Linked DNA regions of Homo sapiens: region 2 is linked to region 1. Evidence: read pairs that join two places in POLR2A ChIA-PET (ENCODE). Cell type or tissue: GM12878. All regions are shown on one strand. Links, peaks and the distances in the headings refer to the core of each region. The heading gives the core; the rest is flanking DNA.

What was found. Peaks named below come from ENCODE experiments on the same cell type or tissue, not always from the same donor. Only the 100,000 strongest peaks of a DNase experiment are listed, where the experiment ranks them.
Region 2: POLR2A ChIA-PET joins it to region 1 with 11 read pairs; 3 of 35 experiments call an interaction of 5 or more read pairs at or near these places.

Annotation. Positions count from the first base shown.
Region 1 is chr2:65,358,067-65,360,981 of GRCh38, forward strand. The region is part of intron 1 of SPRED2 (sprouty related EVH1 domain containing 2); the gene reads right to left. Among named protein-coding and RNA genes, the nearest start is that of SPRED2, 73 kb to the right of the region's middle. RefSeq lists an enhancer at 1-143. In GM12878, for the core only: no CTCF peak of the experiment used is centred there; a DNase peak (open chromatin) is centred at 1,505; H3K4me3 peaks cover 371 bases; H3K27ac peaks cover 1,263 bases.
Region 2 is chr2:65,515,621-65,518,535 of GRCh38, forward strand. The region is part of intron 1 of LOC105374781 (a long non-coding RNA gene); the gene reads right to left. Among named protein-coding and RNA genes, the nearest start is that of SPRED2, 84 kb to the left of the region's middle. In GM12878, for the core only: no CTCF peak of the experiment used is centred there; a DNase peak (open chromatin) is centred at 1,351.

The DNA of each region.
Region 1 (2,915 bases), core at 123-2,622:
AGAAAACTTTCAGCAGTAAAATGCAACTGAGAGTATACTTTGAGTAGAGAAAAAACTTGAAACCACAAAGACCTGAAACCATGACAGACTAACAGATATGTTCTCTCAGTGCCAGTGTTATGACACAATTATGAAGTTTCCAGGAGTGAAACTGGTTTATCCAAGTATTTTGAAAAAGCAAGAAAATGATGAAAATTGAGTTTTAATAAGTTTAATAAGATCCTCTGGGGGAAAATAAAAGGTACAACCTGGTCATCTAGCTGGGTTTACGCATCCACAAATGTGAGATTCTCTTTAGCCACATGGAAGAAAAACCCCATGACATATTTATGGAACAAATGCAGGCCAAGAAGAGAAGAGAGATCTACCCTTTTTCTCCCAAACAGTTGATTCTATCTGCCTTATCAGTTGACTCAACATGAACTCCCCAGCCCCAATCTTTACTACATTCAGAGTGAAAAGGAGAAAATGTTAGGAAAAGGTAACAAAGCAATTATTTAGCTTAAAAATAGGGAAAGACATTTCTTATAGACCTCTGCTAAAGCAGCTCAGTGCACATCAAGTTGCAACTTAGGTTTAAGTTGCTTCAATGTGACAAATAATTTCTGGTCCAAACGTAAGTCAGTTGTTTGAAATTGGAATGTATCTTCCCTACAGAAAAAACATAAAATGGTGGGCAACTGGGTTCCCAATCCAGCCCACGAAAGCCCAATCAACGTGGAAAAATATTCCCAAATGTTTCAACTGCTTACTGACAGTCTCCTTGACAAGAAGCCTCTTTCCCCACTGCCAGAAAGGCCAGTTCCTCTCAGCTCTTGCTGGGTTTTGGCCAAGGGCTTTCCTATCTGGGGGTGGGGTGAGGGAGAAAAGGTAAGGAGGAGGAATTCTTCTTAAACTTCTGATTTAGGCTTCATTTTGGGGATCCTCAGAATGTGGCACCACTGAATCTTGAATGGCTCTAAAAGGATCCGTACTGATGTTATTTTACAAATCCCAACTTAAGTGTTACTGGGGAAATTCTTTCCTTTTAGGGTCACAATGACTGTTGGTGAGCAATTAAGTCAAGTGTCAGGCTCATAGGATATAGTCATGATGCAATGGATTCTTGACTAGTTGACTACACAGAGGGACAGGATTTGTCCTACAAGCGCAATTTCCTTCCGAGTTATAACAAGACAGAGCCATCCACTCAGTACACATATTTCCCATGTTACTTTCCTGACATAAAAGAACTAGGCAGCAAGGATAATGTAAAGGCCAACTAGCTACCAAGCTTCCTCAGTTTTAACACGTTAGTCTTAAAATATTTTTTCATTTATAAGGGAGTAGTGTAGTTTGAAGTACTTGATTCAGAAAGAACTCCAGGAAATACTAGAGCTATCTCCACCTCCCAAAGCCAACTAGCTTGTGGAGGCACTAGAAGGCATTTTTTTTCAAGACTCATGATTTTCACAGATAACTGAAACCCTGCGTGGCTAAGCTGCTGAAGTTGGGCTTTCCTGGCCATCACCAACATGTTTGCAGCAGGGAGCCCAACCAAGCTTTAAGTCATGCAGTCTGTGGTGGTTAAAGACCACTGCTGGCTGGGCGCAGTGACTCACGCTTGTAATCCCAGCACTGTGGGAGGCTGAGGCGGGTGGATCATGAGGTCAGGAGATCCAGACCATCCTGCCTAACACGGTGAAGCCCCGTCTCTACCAAAAATGCAAAAAATTGGGCCAGGTGCGGTGGCTCATGCCTGTAATCCCAGCACTTTGGGAGGCCAAGGAGGGTGGATTACCTGAGGTCAGGAGTTTAAGACCAGCCTGGCAAACATGGTGAAACTCCGTCTCTACTAAAAGTACAAAACTCAGCCTGGTGTGGTTCTGTGTGCCTGTAGTCCCAGCTACTCGGGAGCCTGGGGCAGGAGAATCGCTAGAACCCCGGAGGCGGAGGTTGCAGTGAGCCAAGGTCGCGTCACTGCACTCCAACCTGGGCGACAGAGCGAGACTCCATCTCAAAAAAAAAAAAAACAAAAAAAAACAAAAAAAAAACAAAAAAAAAAAAAACAAAGACCAAAAGACCACTGCTCAAGACAGGACAACCAAGTGGCTACTGCCAACTTCTTCCACCAGAGAGCTTTACTGACAGGTGGAAGGGCCCTCGACTTAATGTTGGTCAAAAGGAACAACTCTCTGCTCATTTCACTCACTGGTGTGCTTCAGCCACTTCTCAGGACTAACTTCACACAGTTTCATTCTCCAGGAAAGTCACAGTCACTGAAAGCATCCTGGATATGCCATCCCCTGAAAACTGCCGCACACCCAGCAGTGAGTTGCTGGCATATATGGAAGCTCTTGTGTTAACTTTTTCTTGTGTGTTCGCATATAGCGAATTAACCTTAACACCTGTGGTCCATACATACAATGGAATTATTCCGCCTTAACAAAGAAGGAAACATTGTCATATGCTATAACATGGATGAATCTTGAGGATATTGTGCTAAGTGAAACGTCAGTCACAAAAAGAAATACTGCATGATTTGTTCCGCTTACACCAGCTATCTAAATGTGACTAGTCAAAGTCCTAGAAACAAAAAGGAGAACAGTGGTTGCCAGAGGCGGGGGGCTGGGGAGGGGAGTGAGTTGTTTAATTGGGAAAGAGTTTCAGTTTTGGATGATGAAAACGTTCTAGAGATCTATTATACAAACTTGGATATAGTTAACACTACTGTACTGTTCACTTACAAATGGTTAAGATGATATACGCTATGTTATGTGTTTTTTACCACAATAAAAAAAGATAAACTGTGAAACAAAGAGAGGCTACTTGAAATAGGTAAAGAACCCCAAATTTAGAAATGTTGGGTTTAGCTTAGGAGCATTTCTGCAGTCCTTAAGAAGTAAACATTCACTTTGGGAGGCCAAAGCAGGAGG
Region 2 (2,915 bases), core at 121-2,620, 160 kb after region 1:
ATGACTGTATGCTTCTCTCATGGTCATTGGCCACCCCTATGACATTTATCTAGTCAAGTTTGCACATATAGCCATTGGTCATAAAGTAGAATGAGCAAGAGGCTGTAAACGATGCACTACAATCCATCTCACACAATTAACCTGGTAGAAGTCTTCATGTTTATGTGCTACTTATTTGTTTTCCAAAATGCATTCAAGGAGTGCCAGCTGCGTATGGCAAGTGGAATGCACAGTGGGTACATACCCTCCACTGGACTTTACTTATTTTCAAAATTTGAATTAAACAGAAGAAGCCCGTTGCCCTCTGGTCATAAGCTGTGAGGATGTGAGCCTAGAAGCCACCAGCAGACATAGTTCCTTTATCAGGAGAAAGATGGTGTGAGAGAATAAAGCCAACATGCTGAGATATGCATTATCTTTCTCCTGGATACTGCAAGGGCTTCCTGACTTGTCTTCCCGTTTCTACCCTTGCTCCACAGTCTACTTCCAACACAAAAACTGGAGTGATCTTTAGAAACAAAAGTCAGATGTCACCTCCTTGCTTAAAATCCTGCTTCGGGCCGGGTGCGGTGGCTCATGCCTGTAATCCCAGCACTTTGGGAGGCTGAGGCTGGTAGATCACCTGAGGTCAGGAGTTCGAGACCGGCCTGGTCAACCTGGTGAAACCATCTCTACTGATAATACAGAAATTAGCTGGGCATGGTGGTGGGCGCCTGTAATCCCAGCTACTGCGGAGGCTGAGGCAGGAGAAGCGCTTGAACCTGGGAGGTCGGTGGAGGTTGCAGTGAGCCGAGATGGCGCCATTGCACTCCAGCCTGGATGACAGAGCAAGACTCAATCTCAAAAAAAAAAAATATATATATATATAGCTAACACCAATACACATTTTCTACATTTTCTATGTGCCAGGCATTATTGTAAGTGCTTTATGCATATTCACTCATTTAATTCTCACAACAGCTTTATGAAGTTGGCACTATTATTATCCATTTATTAGATGAGGAAGCTGAGTCATTGAGATATTAAGTAATCTACTCAAAGTGCCACTGTTAATAAGCATGGGGCCACAATTTAAACTCAGGCGTCATGATTTCAGAGTCCACTGAAATCATAATGAAAGGTTTTCAGATGATAAAAAACCCACCTCAAATTGGCTTACATAAAAAGTGGAACTTACTCCCTTCTATCATGGACCAGTCCCTGGCGCTATCCCAGTGTGCCGTCAGTATTTGGTACTCTTCTCTCTCATCTCAGCCTCGTTCTCAGGCAGCCTCTCTGTGTGTGGTGACCGCAGCAACACTGGGTCCACATCATTTTCAGCTTCGAGTTTAGAAGACAGAGAGGAGCTTGTGCCGATAAGTCTCAGGACTGAGTCTCAGTGATCCCAGTGGGGTGTCTGACTCATAACTGAACATTTCACCCTGGGGCCAGGATAGAAGATACCAATTGGCCAGATCGTGGTCATGTGACAACCTGTCTAACTATGGGTTAGGGGATGGTGTTGATTTTGTATCACCAGAGCCATGTAGGCCAAGAGTGGGTGAGGAGCTGTTGCACCAAATATAAACAGGGTGCTATTATAAGTAAAAGGATGGCCGGGCACGGTGGCACACACCTGTAATCCCAGCACTTTGGGAGACCAAGGCGGGTAGATCACCTGAGGTCAGGAGTTCGAGACCAGCCTGACCAATATGATGAAATCCTGTCTCTACTAAAAATACAAAAAAATTAGCCAGGCGTGGTGGCAGGCATCTGTAGTCCTAGCTACTCAGGAGGCTGAGGCAGGAGAATTGCTTGAACCCGAGGGGTGGAGGTTGCAGTGAGCTGAGATCATGCCACTGCACTCCAGCCTGGATGACAGAGTGAGACTCCGTTTAAAAAAAAAAACAACCTCAAAAAACCCAAAAAACCAAAAAAAAAAAAAAAAAAAAAAAAAAAAAAAAAAAAAGGGTGGGGGGATGGATACTGGGTAAGGAAAAATATTGGATGGCCACTACAGGCAGACACTGTGTTTTGTTTGTTTGCTTGTTTTTTGTTTTTTTTTTCACAGATGAGGGGCCTAGGGTTCATAAATGCTAAGTGATATTCCCAGGACTATAGATCTAGAGCATGGCAGGGCTGGGATTTGAATCCCAAAACTTTTGTCTTGTCATAAAAAGACAAACTTGGCCAGGTGCGGTGGCTCACACCTATACTCCCAGCACTTTGGGAGGCTGAGGCGGGACAATCACCTGAGGTTGGGAGTTTGAGATCAGCCTGGCCAACATGGTGAAACCCCATCTCTACTAAAACTACAAAAATTAGCCAGGCATGGTGGCAGGTGCCTGTAATCCCAGCTACTCGGGAGGCTGAGGCATGAGAATCGCATGAACCCAGGAGGCGGAGGTTGCAGTGAGCTGAGATCTCACCACTGCACTGCAGCCTGGGCAACAGAGAGAGACTCCATCTCAAAAAAAAAAAAAAAAAAAAAAAAAAAAGACAAACTGGAAATGACGGGAATGGTAGTTGTCAGGGTGGTCTTCAGGGTCCAGGGACTGCCTGGTGCTCTGTCTATTCGCACCATCACTTCTTTTTTCCTGCCTTTTAGCTCAGCCCTGAGGGGCTCCAACTCCAGGACCCCAGAACTGGTTTTCTTTAAGAAAGGATCTGGAAGGTGACAGGGAGGTGAAGGAGTGGAGCTTCCTTGAAATGGCAGACCCAGAGACCTAGAGGAGCCTTGCTTCTGTGGTCTAATTGGACTAATTTTAGGCTGTTAATTAGCCTCTGGCAATTATTTTTCACTCCAGAAATTCCCCAGTTTTATTTACACAGAGTGATTTAGCCTTTTCACAGACAGAGTTATTTCCTTATATTTGGTTCTGTTTAAAAAAACCTCCAGTCCCCAAAGCCTTCCAAAAAGCTGGGCCGGAAGCAGA